Linked DNA regions of Homo sapiens: region 1 is linked to region 2. Evidence: chromatin contacts called from ENCODE Hi-C data. All regions are on one chromosome and are shown on one strand. Each heading gives the region's core, a stretch centred on a gene start or an enhancer-like site at or near the end of the contact. The rest is flanking DNA. Distances are from core to core; before and after follow the strand shown. Region 1 holds the start of DDX19A-DT (DDX19A divergent transcript). Region 2 holds the start of PDPR (pyruvate dehydrogenase phosphatase regulatory subunit).

The links. A loop is a pair of places that touch in the nucleus more often than their neighbours do. Pooled maps may share reads with other maps.
Region 1: a map of naive thymus-derived CD4-positive, alpha-beta T cell shows a loop between it and region 2 (34-fold over the local background). The contact joins the promoter of DDX19A-DT here to the promoter of PDPR in region 2. A Hi-C loop is called at or near these places in 1 of 168 maps with a recorded cell type or tissue (naive thymus-derived CD4-positive, alpha-beta T cell), 1 of 37 single-sample maps with no recorded cell type and 9 of 50 pooled maps.

Annotation. Positions count from the first base shown.
Region 1 is chr16:70,342,850-70,348,523 of GRCh38, forward strand. DDX19A-DT (DDX19A divergent transcript) reads right to left here and starts at 3,898. Exons shown (of 5, transcript NR_039997.1): 1 at 3,350-3,898. DDX19A (DEAD-box helicase 19A) reads left to right here and starts at 4,054. Exons shown (of 12, transcript NM_018332.5): 1 at 4,054-4,199. The coding sequence starts at 4,143. RefSeq lists enhancers at 3,054-3,672, 3,673-4,290, 3,809-4,298.
Region 2 is chr16:70,110,718-70,116,107 of GRCh38, forward strand. It overlaps PDPR (pyruvate dehydrogenase phosphatase regulatory subunit), which reads left to right and starts at 3,615. Exons shown (of 19, transcript NM_017990.5): 1 at 3,615-3,723; 2 at 4,104-4,213. RefSeq lists enhancers at 3,579-3,628, 4,149-5,091.

The DNA of each region.
Region 1 (5,674 bases), core at 2,648-5,147, 230 kb after region 2:
GTGCTAGGATTACAGGTGTGAGCTACCATGCCAGGCATGTTCCTTCATCACAATCTCCCATAGTGCCCTGTACTTCCTGAATCAGCATTATCTTAGGCAACCTCTGAAGGTCTACATAGATTCTCTCATTCACTCCTTACAACAAAGGTGTTGATTCCTATTTTACAGATAAAGAAGCAGGCACAGAGAGGTCTAGTAATTTGGCCCAGTCTGGCTCCAGGGCCCACACTCTTAACCACAAGGGTGTATTTGCCTCATGCTGCTTTTGGGACTCTTGGTTAAACATATGTCCTCACTTCTATTTGAAGTCCAGTAAGGGTAGTGAGTATATCTAACTTAATCACCACTGAATTCCTAGCTGGCAGCAGGGGGGTACTGCAGAGAAAGCTGCCCTGTTAACGTGTGTTAAGAACCAGGTGTGGTGGCTCACACCTATAATCCCAGTGCTTTTGGGAGGCCAAGGCAGGAGGATCACTTGAGGCCAGGAGTTTGAAGTTACAGTAAGCTATGATCACATCATTGTACTCCAGCCTGGGTGACAGGGCAAGGCCCTGTCTCTGTAACAACAACAACAAAAAAAAAACAGAAGTGGGCCTGGCTCAGTGGCTCACACCTGTAATCCCAGCACTTTGGGAGGCCAAGGTGGGAGAATGGCTTGAGCCTGGGAATTTGAGGCTGCAGTGAGCTGTTTGTGCCACTGCACTCCAGCTTGAGTGACAGAGCAAGACCCTGTCTCCCCCAACAACAACAACAAAATCCTCACACCCTCCTTTTTAATGGTACAAATAAATTTATTACTACTTGTATTTTTTAAGTTGGATTTTTTTCATTACATGGCTTTGTCTATTACCTATAGTTTACATAGAGTACAACGCAAAGATAGTAGGTATAAAATTTCATGAGTTTTGATAATTGTATACACGTATAATCACTGCTTCAATCAAGATATAGAGCATTTTTGGCTGGTGTGGTGGCTCATGCCTGTAATCCCAGCACTTTGGGAGGCCGAGGCAGGCGGATCACTTGAGGTCAGGAGTTTGAGACCAATGTGGCCAATGTGGTGAAACCCTGTGTCTACTAAAAATGCAAAAAATTAGCCAGGCCTGGTAGCGGGCGCCTATAGTCCCAGCTACTCAGGAGGCTGAGACAGGAGAATCGCTTGAACTTGGGAGGTGGAGGCTGCAATGAGCTGAGATTGCGCCACTGCACTCCAGCCTTGGAAATAGAGCAAGACTCCGTCTCAAAAAAAAAAAAAAAAAAAAAGATACAGAGCATTTTCATCATCCCTGAAGTTCCCTTGTACCCCTTCCCAGTCAATCCTACTCACTCTATCTCATCCCCAGGCAACCACTGTTCTGATTTCTATCTCTATAGATTAGATATACCTGTTTTGGGCTTATATGAATGGAATCATGCAATATGTACTCTTTTTGCACCTGGGTTCTTTCATGCAATATAATGTCTATGAGATGTCAAATCTCTCCACTTGATCTTGGCCAAGAGAGCGAGACGCGATGAGATGTCAAATCTCTCATCCATGTTATTGCATGTATTTCATTCCTTTTTATTATTATTTTTTGAGACAGAGTCTTGCTCTGTCACCCAGGCTGGAGTGCAGTGGGGCAATCTTGGCTCCCGCAACCTCCGCCTACCGAGTTCAAGCGATTCTCCTGCCTCAGCCTCTCCCGAGTAGCTGGGATTACAGGCGCACCCCACCACACCTGGCTAATTTTTTTTTTTTTTTTTTTTGAGACCGGGTCTCCCTCTGTTGCCCAGGCTGGAGTGCAGTGGCGCGATCTCAGCTCACTGCAAGCTCTGCCTCCTGGGTTCACACCATTCTCCTGCCTCAGCCTCCCGAGTAGCTGGGACGATAGGCACCCGCCACCACGCCCAGCTAATTTTGTTTTTGTATTTTTAGTAGAGACAGGGTTTCACTGTGTTAGCCAGGCTGGTCTCGATCTCCTGACCTCAGGTGATCCACCTGCCTTGGCCTCCCAAAGTGCTGGGATTATAGGCATGAGCCACTGCGCCCGGCCCTAATTTTTGTATTTTTAGTAGAGGTGAGGTTTCGCCATGTTGGCCAGGCTGGTCTCGAACTCCTGACCTCAGGTGATCCACCAGCCTTGGCCTCCCAAAGTGCTAGGGTTATAGGCGTGAGCCACCGCCCCCGGCCCTTTTTTTGATTTTTAATCAACATTATTGAAAGGTATAATTTATATACCATGATATTTTAAATGCACAAGTTCTCACACAAAAATTAGCCAGGGGTGGTGGCGAAGTGCTATATTCCCAGCTGCTGGGGAGCTGAGGTGCGAGGATCACTTGAGTCTGGGAGATCAAGGCTGCAGTGAGCTGTGAACGTGCCACTGCATTCCAGCCTAGGTGACAGAGCAAGACCCTGTCACAAAAAACAAACAAAAACAGTTATTCTTCCTTGGGAACTGCTTATAAAAAAGAAAAAGCAGGTCAGCACTGTGGCTCACACCTGTAATCCCAGCACTTTGGGCGGCCCAGGCAGGCAGATCCTTGAGCTCAGGAGTTCAAGGCCAGCCTAGCCAACGTGGTGAAACTCCATCTCTACTAAAAATACAAACATTATCTGGGCGTGGTGGCGTGTGCCTGTAATCCCAGCTACTTGGGAGGCTGAGGCAGGAGAACCGCTTGAATCCAGGAAGCAGAGGTTGCAGTGAGCCAAGACCCGGCCACTGCACTCCAGCCTGGGTGATATCTGTAAATAATGGTTCCATGAGTTTAGAAATACAAAGTAGCATGACTTAACAAATTTACACATCTATGTAACCAGGTCCCAATCAAGATACAGAATAATTCTATCACCCAGGAAGTTCTCTTGTGTCTGGACCAAACATCCTTCTCCACAGGTAAGCTCTGTTAGTTTTTATCAGCATAGATTTTATTTGTCCTATTCTTGAATCTCATATAAATAGATTATACATTATGTATTTGGTGGTCCTTCAACATAATGGCCAGGTGTGGTGGCTCATGCCTGTAATCCCAACACTTTGAGAGGCCAAGGCAGGAGGATCTCTGGAGTTAGCAGGAGATCAAAAGCAGCCTGAGCAATATAATGAAGACTTCCGTCTCTGCAAAAAGTTTAAAAACTAGCCAGGAGTGGTGGTGCGGGCCTGTGGGCCCAGCTACCTGGGAGGCTGAGGTGGGAGGTCAAGGGTGCAGTGAGCCGAGATCACACCACTGCATTCCAGCCTGGGCGACACAATGAGACCCTGACTCAAAAAAGAAACGAAAAAACGCATTGTGTGTTGTGTTTATTGGATGGTGGAATTATGGGGTTTACGGGTCTTCTGTTGCGTTTTGGTTTTTGTTTTCTTACCTGTTATCGCGTTCCTAACAGTAGAAATTGGCATCATATAGTATTCTCATGGAACTTTCCTTTGTTCAAAGCCCTACAGTTCAGAGACTTACACATTTAATGTGAGATATGACAGGCTTAAAAAGAAACGTTGGGGGCCGGGCGCGGTGGCTCACGCCTGTAATCCCAACACTTTGGGAGGCTGAGGCGGGAGGATCACAAGGTCAGCAGTTCGAGATCAGCCTGGCCAACATGGTGAAACCCCATCTCTACTAAAAATACAAAAATTAGCCGGGCGTGGTGGCGGGCACCTGTAATCCCAGCTACTCGGGAGGCTGAGGTAGAATAGCTTGAACACGGAGGCGGAGGTTGCAGTGAGTCGAGATCCCGCCACGGCACTCCAGCCTGGGACAGAGCGAGACTCCGTCTCGAAAAAAAATAATAAAATAAATAATAAAATAAATAAAATAAAATAAACGTTGGCTTATTTCAGTGTGAAGTAAGGCAATAAACGGAGGGCTAACAGTTCCACTTCGTAGAGCTCAGACATTTTAAGAAGCGAGGAGGCCGCGTCCTGGAAGGGTGAGCAAAAAGCGCGAGGTTTGCGCACGAAGGGAAAGGCGAGGCCCGAGGAGAGACCTGGCGCCGCGCAGAATGATGATGTCGCACGCTGGGTGGGAACTGACGTCACCTGTGCTCACCGCCGCTTCCGGTCCGCGTGAGGTGCATTCTCGCGCCGGTGGCGAGGTTAGGGCCCGCGTTGCGACGTGGTGCAGCGCATATTTTCACAAGTGGGTCTCCCTTGTCCGGGACTATGGCCACCGACTCGTGGGCCCTGGCGGTGGACGAGCAGGAAGCGGCTGTCAAGTCGGTCAGTAGCTCAGCTCCTGGCGAGGAGGACGTAGCAGGGGCCCAAGCGAAACCTCCCAAAAGCACAGGGAGCTCCCCGGGTTGGGGAGGCCCCTGGGCAACGCGCTCCTGCAGTTTGCTAGGGCAGTCACTTGCCCTTGATTTGCTCTTAGAGCTAAAGAGACCAATGTCGAGCTTTTTATCTCCATCTGGGCTGGTTAAGGACTTCATCCTTTGGTAAATCCGCCCCACTATGCATGCTGTCATTCCTCTATTGACCTCCTCGGTGACGATTATAAGGAAAGCCAAGTTTAGATTCTGATTCTCTTTTTCATTACGCGACTGTTCTTCGCATGTTTCTGTACTACTCTGTATTTAACATTTCTTAGATCCATGCTTAACGTGGTTGGTAGTTTGTAGCTCTTTGCAGAATAACAGATTGACTTTTGGATTTAATACCTCAATCTACTGCAGATGTTGGAAGGAGGCACTACAAATTGTTTCATTGATGTGTAAAGTAACGGTTTCATGTACTTGTTCTTTCAGTAATGAATATTCATTCAACTGGAATGTAATTACAGCATACACTGTGGCTTTCTGTTCTTATATCTAAGACCTAAACTTTAGGTTTGTTTAGTGATAATGGACTGTCTTTTTTTTTGTTGTAGTTGTTTCTCTTTTGAGGCAGAGTTTTGCTCTTGTTGCCCAGGCTGGAGTGCAATGGCGCCATCTCGGCTCACCGCAACCTCCGCCTCCCGGGTTCAAGCGATTCTCCTGCCTCAGTCTCCCGAGTAGCTGGGATTACAGGCATGCGCCACCACGCCCGGCTAATTTTGTATTTTTTGTAGAGACGGGGTTTCTCCATGTTGGTCAGGCTGGTCTCGAACTCCCGACCTCAAGTGATCCGCCCACCTCGGCCTCCCAAAGTGCTGGGATTACAGCCGTGAGTCACCGCGCCCAGCCGGTATGGGGATTTTTGAGAGGGCTATTGACAGAATTAGACAAGGCTGGCAAGGATTTATTGAACTACAGAGAACAGAATATGTTAGAAGTGATGGCTAATAGAAATATCAGTGTAGAAGTTATTCTGATAGCCCCGAGATAGAGGGCCTATGTTGGGCAGTGGAAGTGAAAATTAAGGGATGGGTATAAGATATGAAGGTAGAATGGGTAGGACTTGCTAACATAATAAAGGAGAGAAGGGAGATAAAGCCAAAGGTTTCTGTTTTCAACCTGGATCCTATTGGTACTACTAACGTCCCAATAACAGGAATAGGAAAGTGGGAGGAAGGGCAGATTTGATAGAATGGTGAAGGCAGCCGGGCATGATGGCACCCACCTGTGATCCCAGCACTTTGGGAGGCCGAGGCGGGCAGATCACTCGAGGTCAAGAGTTTGATACCAGCCTGGCCAACATAGTGAAACCCTGTCTCTACTAAAAATACAAAAGTTAGCCAGGCGTGGTAGTCGTCCCCTGTTAATACCAGCTACTCAGGA
Region 2 (5,390 bases), core at 2,365-4,864:
TCGAGACCATCCTGGCCAACATAGTGAAACCCCATCTCTATTAAAAATACAAAATTTAGCTGGGTGTGGTGGCACACGCCTGTAATCCCAGCTGCTCAGGAGGCAGAGGCAGGAGAATCCCTTGAACCAGGGAGTTGGAGGTTGCAGTGAGCCGAGATCGCACCACAGCAGTCTAGCCTGGCGACACAGTAAGACTCCGTCTCAAAAAAAAAAAAAAAAAAGAAGTTCCTGGCTGGGCGCAGTGGATCAAGAGATCGAGACCATCCTGGCCAACATGGTGAAACCCCGTCTCTACTAAAAATACAAAAATTAGCTGGGCATGGTGGCATGTGCCTGTAGTCCCAGCTGCTCAGGAGGCTGATGCAGGAGAATGGCGTGAACCCGGGAGGCAGAGCTTGCAGTGAGCTGAGATCGCGCCACTGTACTCCAGCCTGGGTGACAAAGCAAGACTCCGTCTCACAAAAAAAAAAAAAAAAAAAAAAAAAAAAAGAGTACTGATTGCTACTCGCAACATTCTTCTCTTCCCATGGTGTGAATGAGAACATCCCTGCTTTCCACACAAACACAGGCTCTCAAGCACACGAGAAGCATGCCAGGTGTCAGGTCCTTTCTGTGAAGTCGGTTGTAGGCAGATGTCCAGTCTACTGATGGGGACAAGAACTTCAGAGGGAGGAGGGAGGCCTTCCCCACAGCCATGCCGGTGCTGCAGGGAGGTAAGATAAACGCCTGCATCTTAGCGACCTCAGATCCAAATTCATTCTTACACTGTGGTAACATAGGTATGTCAAATGTTTGTCTGTACACTGTTTATCCTGTGTGGTAGCAAATACATTTACCAAGTCACTGCAGATGAAGATTTCACAAGAGGACTTGACAAGCGTAATTAAAACGTCTGTTTAGGGCAAGACATGGTGGCTCATGCCTCTAATCCCAGCACATTGGGAGGCCAAGGCAGGTGGATCTCTTGAGGTCAGGAGTTTAATGCCAGCCTCAGCAACATAGTGAAACCCCACCTCTACCAAAAAATACAAAAGTTAGCTGGGGACGGTGGCACGCGCCTGAGGTCTCAGCTATTCGGGAGGCTGAGGTGGGAGAATCGCTAGAGCCCAGGAAGTTAAGACTGCAGTGAGCCGTGATTGCACCACTGTGCTCCAGCCTGGGTGACAGGGTGAGAGCTAATCTCAAAAAATAAAAATAGGCTGGACGCGGTGGCTCACGCCTGTAATTCCAGCACTTTGGGAGGCCTAGGTGGGCAGATCACGAGGTCAGGAGTTTGAGACCAGCCTGGCCAACATAGCGAAACCCTGTCTCTAATAAAAATACAAAAATTAGCCCAGCGTGGTGGCGCACGCCTGTACAGTCCCAGCTACTGGGGAGGCTGAGGTAGGAGAATCCCCTGAACCTGGGAGGCAGAGGTTGCAGTGAACCGAGACCACACCATTGCACTCCAGCCTGGGCAACAGAGTGAGCCTCCATCTAAAAAATAATAATAAAATAAAAACACTCAATCCCCTAGAAAAAATAGTGCATCAGTGGTTATGAGAACCTACTAAGGACAAGACCCATCTTTGACAATGAAAGGGGCCTTAGGACTTACTTCCCTTTTTTTTTTTTTTTTGAGACAGTCTCGCTCTGTCGCCTAGGCTAGAGTGCAGTGACACAATCTTGGCTCACTGCAACCTCCGCCTCCTGGGTTTAAGCAATTCTCCTGTCCCAGCCTCCCAAAGTAGCTGGGATTACAGGCATGTGCCACCACGCCCAGCTAATTTTTGTATTTTTTAGTAGAGATGGGGTTTCACCATATTGATCAGGCTGGTCTCGAACTTCTGACCTCACGTGATCCAACTGCCTTGGCCTCCCAAAGTGCTGGCATTACAGGCATGAGCCACCGCACCCAGCCTGACTTAGCATTTTGGAGTGGAGGCCGATCATGGTGATGGAGAAGGAAATCAGGGACAGATCTACACCATTTGTTTGCTATTTACTGCACGTAAACAGAATGAAATCAACACATTAAGTATTTCACTTGATTTCATCCACCATCTCCTGCAGACAACCAGGTTTCTCCCAAATTCATGTGCCTGGAAATGGCTTGAACCAAATGGTTCATGAGGAAAACCTGTGATATTTTTCATGAAATCGCCACATCTGGGCATCAGGAAAGCCTTCCCCGAGAATGTCTCAAATTGGTCAGCCGTTTTCTCTTTTTTTAGACAGGTAGGTGTCCCCAAGCATTCAATCCTAGCTAAAATATGGAAGTATTTATCTAGCACAGGAGCCTATGGCATAGTTTCAGTCCACTGTCTGGCAGACCTCATCTGGGCTGTCTTTGTGTGATTTGACTGGCCAGTAAATGGGGTATAAACTATGTAGGCTGTGGCCTGGCCTTGTGACAGAGGGGTCCCTGGAACTTGACTGCCACTCCCTAAGAGCAGAAACCGCCTCTTTCTTGTACATTGCTGGATCCCATCATCCTGCACAGTGCCTGGCTACAGGTGGCCAGCAATAAAACACAAGATTGGGGCAGGCACAGTGGCTCACGCCTGTAATCCCAGGACTTTGGGAGGCTGAGATGGAAGGATCACTTGAGGCCAGGAGTTCAGGCCCAGCCTAGGCAACATAGTGAGCCTATCTCTACAAAAAAAAAATTTTTTTTAAATTAATAAAACACAAGATTGGTTTGTGTGGTGAGACAGTATTGAATCCAACAAACGGGAACTGGATAGTGTGGCCCAAGATGCAATGGTGGCTGCAGCATGAGACCCTTATGCATATAATATTCAGTGGAAGAGGTGCCAGGCACTGTTCTGGGTGCTGAGAATAAAGCTATGCATAAGACTAAGGTTCTGTCGACAGAGATCGTGTCACACCAGTGGAAAAGACAGTCATCAAACTTATATCCTTGAGTCAGTGATGAGTTCTAGAAGGAAAGAAAAGGCTGATGTGACAGTGAGGAAGGGATGAGTGGAGACTTCTCTGAGACTTCAGTGATTCCTCTTCCTCTGAGCTGAGCCAAGCTGAGAAGCTGAGAAGAGTAAGATAGGGCCGGGAACTCAGGTCCGTTAGTCCGTCCTCCGAGGTGGGGCGGGCCAGCAGAATGGATTTCCGATCTACTCTGTGAGAGCCTCGCCCAAGAAAGCCCAGAGCCACTTCCAAGATCCGCGCTCCCACGGCGATGAGAAGCGTTTTCCCCCGGGACTGCTTGGCTTAGGACTGGGGACCCACTGGCTTTGGAGTAAGCCCTGGCACGGGCCTCGAGGGAAGAAAGAACTCCCGCGCTCCCCACACTCCACAGGGCCTGCGATCATCTCAGATGTTCCGGTTCCACGTGCAGAAACCCCGCCGGTCCGAGGCCCCGGTTCTAAAACGGCCCTAAGAGTCAAGGCTTCCACAGCTCGCCTCTGAGGGTGGCAAAGAGGCCGCGGGGGCGGTGCCTCGCGAGACCCAAACAAGCCCACGTGGCAGGGGCGGGGCTCCGCGAAGGCGTCACGGCGCGCTCGTGCGCTGCTGAGGTCACGCGCCGGCAGTACCCTTGCCCGGGGGCCGTAAAGCGCGGAAGGTCGCGGTCTCGGCTTCCCCGGAACTTTTTGCTCGCTTCGCCCCGCCCCCTTCCCATCCCCGAACCCCGCTTTCCGGCCCGCGGCGACCCCAGGCAACTGTTGTGGCTGCCGCATTGCTCCCGCCGGGCTGTAGCTGAGCGCGGAGCCCGTGGGGACCGGTGAGGTAAGGAGATAGCTTCGGGGCAACTCTGGCCTCCCCGTCCGCGCGGGCCTAAGCGCCCCGGGACCCCTGGGTTCCCCTCTTTCTCCTTTGGTTTCGCCCGGGGGTGGTCCCCGCTAGCTCACGCTTCCAGTGGGTTCCGCCTGGCCTCTCGCGAAGTCGCGTCCGGGCGCCAGTACTCGTCCCCGTAAGGTTGTCCGCTCGTGCCTTGGCTTGTGTTCTCGGCTACCCCTGGGCGTGCGCACCGCTCCTCCAGGAGCCTGCACTTCAGCCCCGATGCCAGGGCGGCCGGGGTGACCTCGGGCTCCCCCGTCTCGGGCTTGCACACCCCTGCGGCGCAGAGCCAACTCCAGCTTGTCTAGCCCGGTCCTCCATCCCTGCAGATGGAACTGTTTTCCCGCGTTGAGACGTGCGGTCCGCTTGTGCTTTTAGAACTAAAGACTGCTGCAGAGTCCGGAGGAAGAAGTCACCTAGAAAAATCTGGGACAGGGCAGTAAGCTTCCTTCTTAATGTTTGACCTTTGGGGGCCGATGTGTGATACCTCGGATTTGAATCAAGAATCTCCAAGCCCATTTTCCGCATGCATGTAAACGTGATGTACCGGGATGGGGTCTGGTGGTGGAGGAGGAGCCAGCCTGACGGATAAGCTTTTCCAGTGGCAGGGACTTGTGTTAATTTCTTTTTTCTTTTTTTTTCTTTTTTCCGAGACAGAGTTTCACTCTGTCGCCCAGGCGGGAGTGCAGTGGCGCGATCTCGGCTCACTGCAACCTCTGCCTCCTGGGTTCAAGCAATTCTCCTGCCTCAGCCTCCCAAGTAGCTGGGAATACAGGTGTGCGCCACCACGCCCGGCTAATTTTTGTGTTTTTAGTAGAGACGGGGTTTCACTATGTTGGCCAGGCTGGTCTCGAACTCCTGACCTCGTGATTCTCCCGCCTCAGCCTCCCAAAGTGCTGGGATTACAGGCGTGAGCCACTGCGCTCGGCCAACTTGTGTTAATTTCTTAAACTTGCGTGATCACCTGGTGTACTTGTTGAAAAATACAGCTCCCTGGAGTGGCAGGATCAGAATCTGCCGAGGTGGACCGTGGGAATCTGTCATTTTTAAACAAGTGTCCCAGGTGGTTCTTTTGCTGAGGCAAGTGTGGGAAATGTTGTGTGAACCCACGCTCATCCAGTCTTCCTTGTGACCGGCAGTCCACTGTGCGCAACGCTGCAGCCATACAGAGGGACAACTCGAAGTTAGAACTAGCACCTTGGTCTTGTTGGAATAAGCAGATCTGAGTAGAGCCAGCTGCAGTCTTATGGTTGTTTAGCAGAAGTTATTCTTCTTAGCAGAGAATATTATACGGTCATTTTCCAGAACTGTAAAAACTCTATCATTTGTTTTAAACCAGATGATGTGCTTCATTTCTGTCTTTGACGTCTTCAGTTTCTTCTCCCCTGGCTTTACCTCCTTTGTTATCAGTTTGTGCTTTGGTTTTGCTGCCAACCTTATAGGTTTAGGTTTGGCGGCAAAGGCACTAGACTCTGGTGCCTTCTTTTCCTTCGTTGTCTTAAGCCCTTCTTTTCCTCTGCCCTCATGCCCTCACCACTTCACTCTTTTGAAGGTCATAATGAACACAAGGTCAGAGATCCCTTTTTTGGCGCCAAGCACCCTGGGCTTTTTTGAGA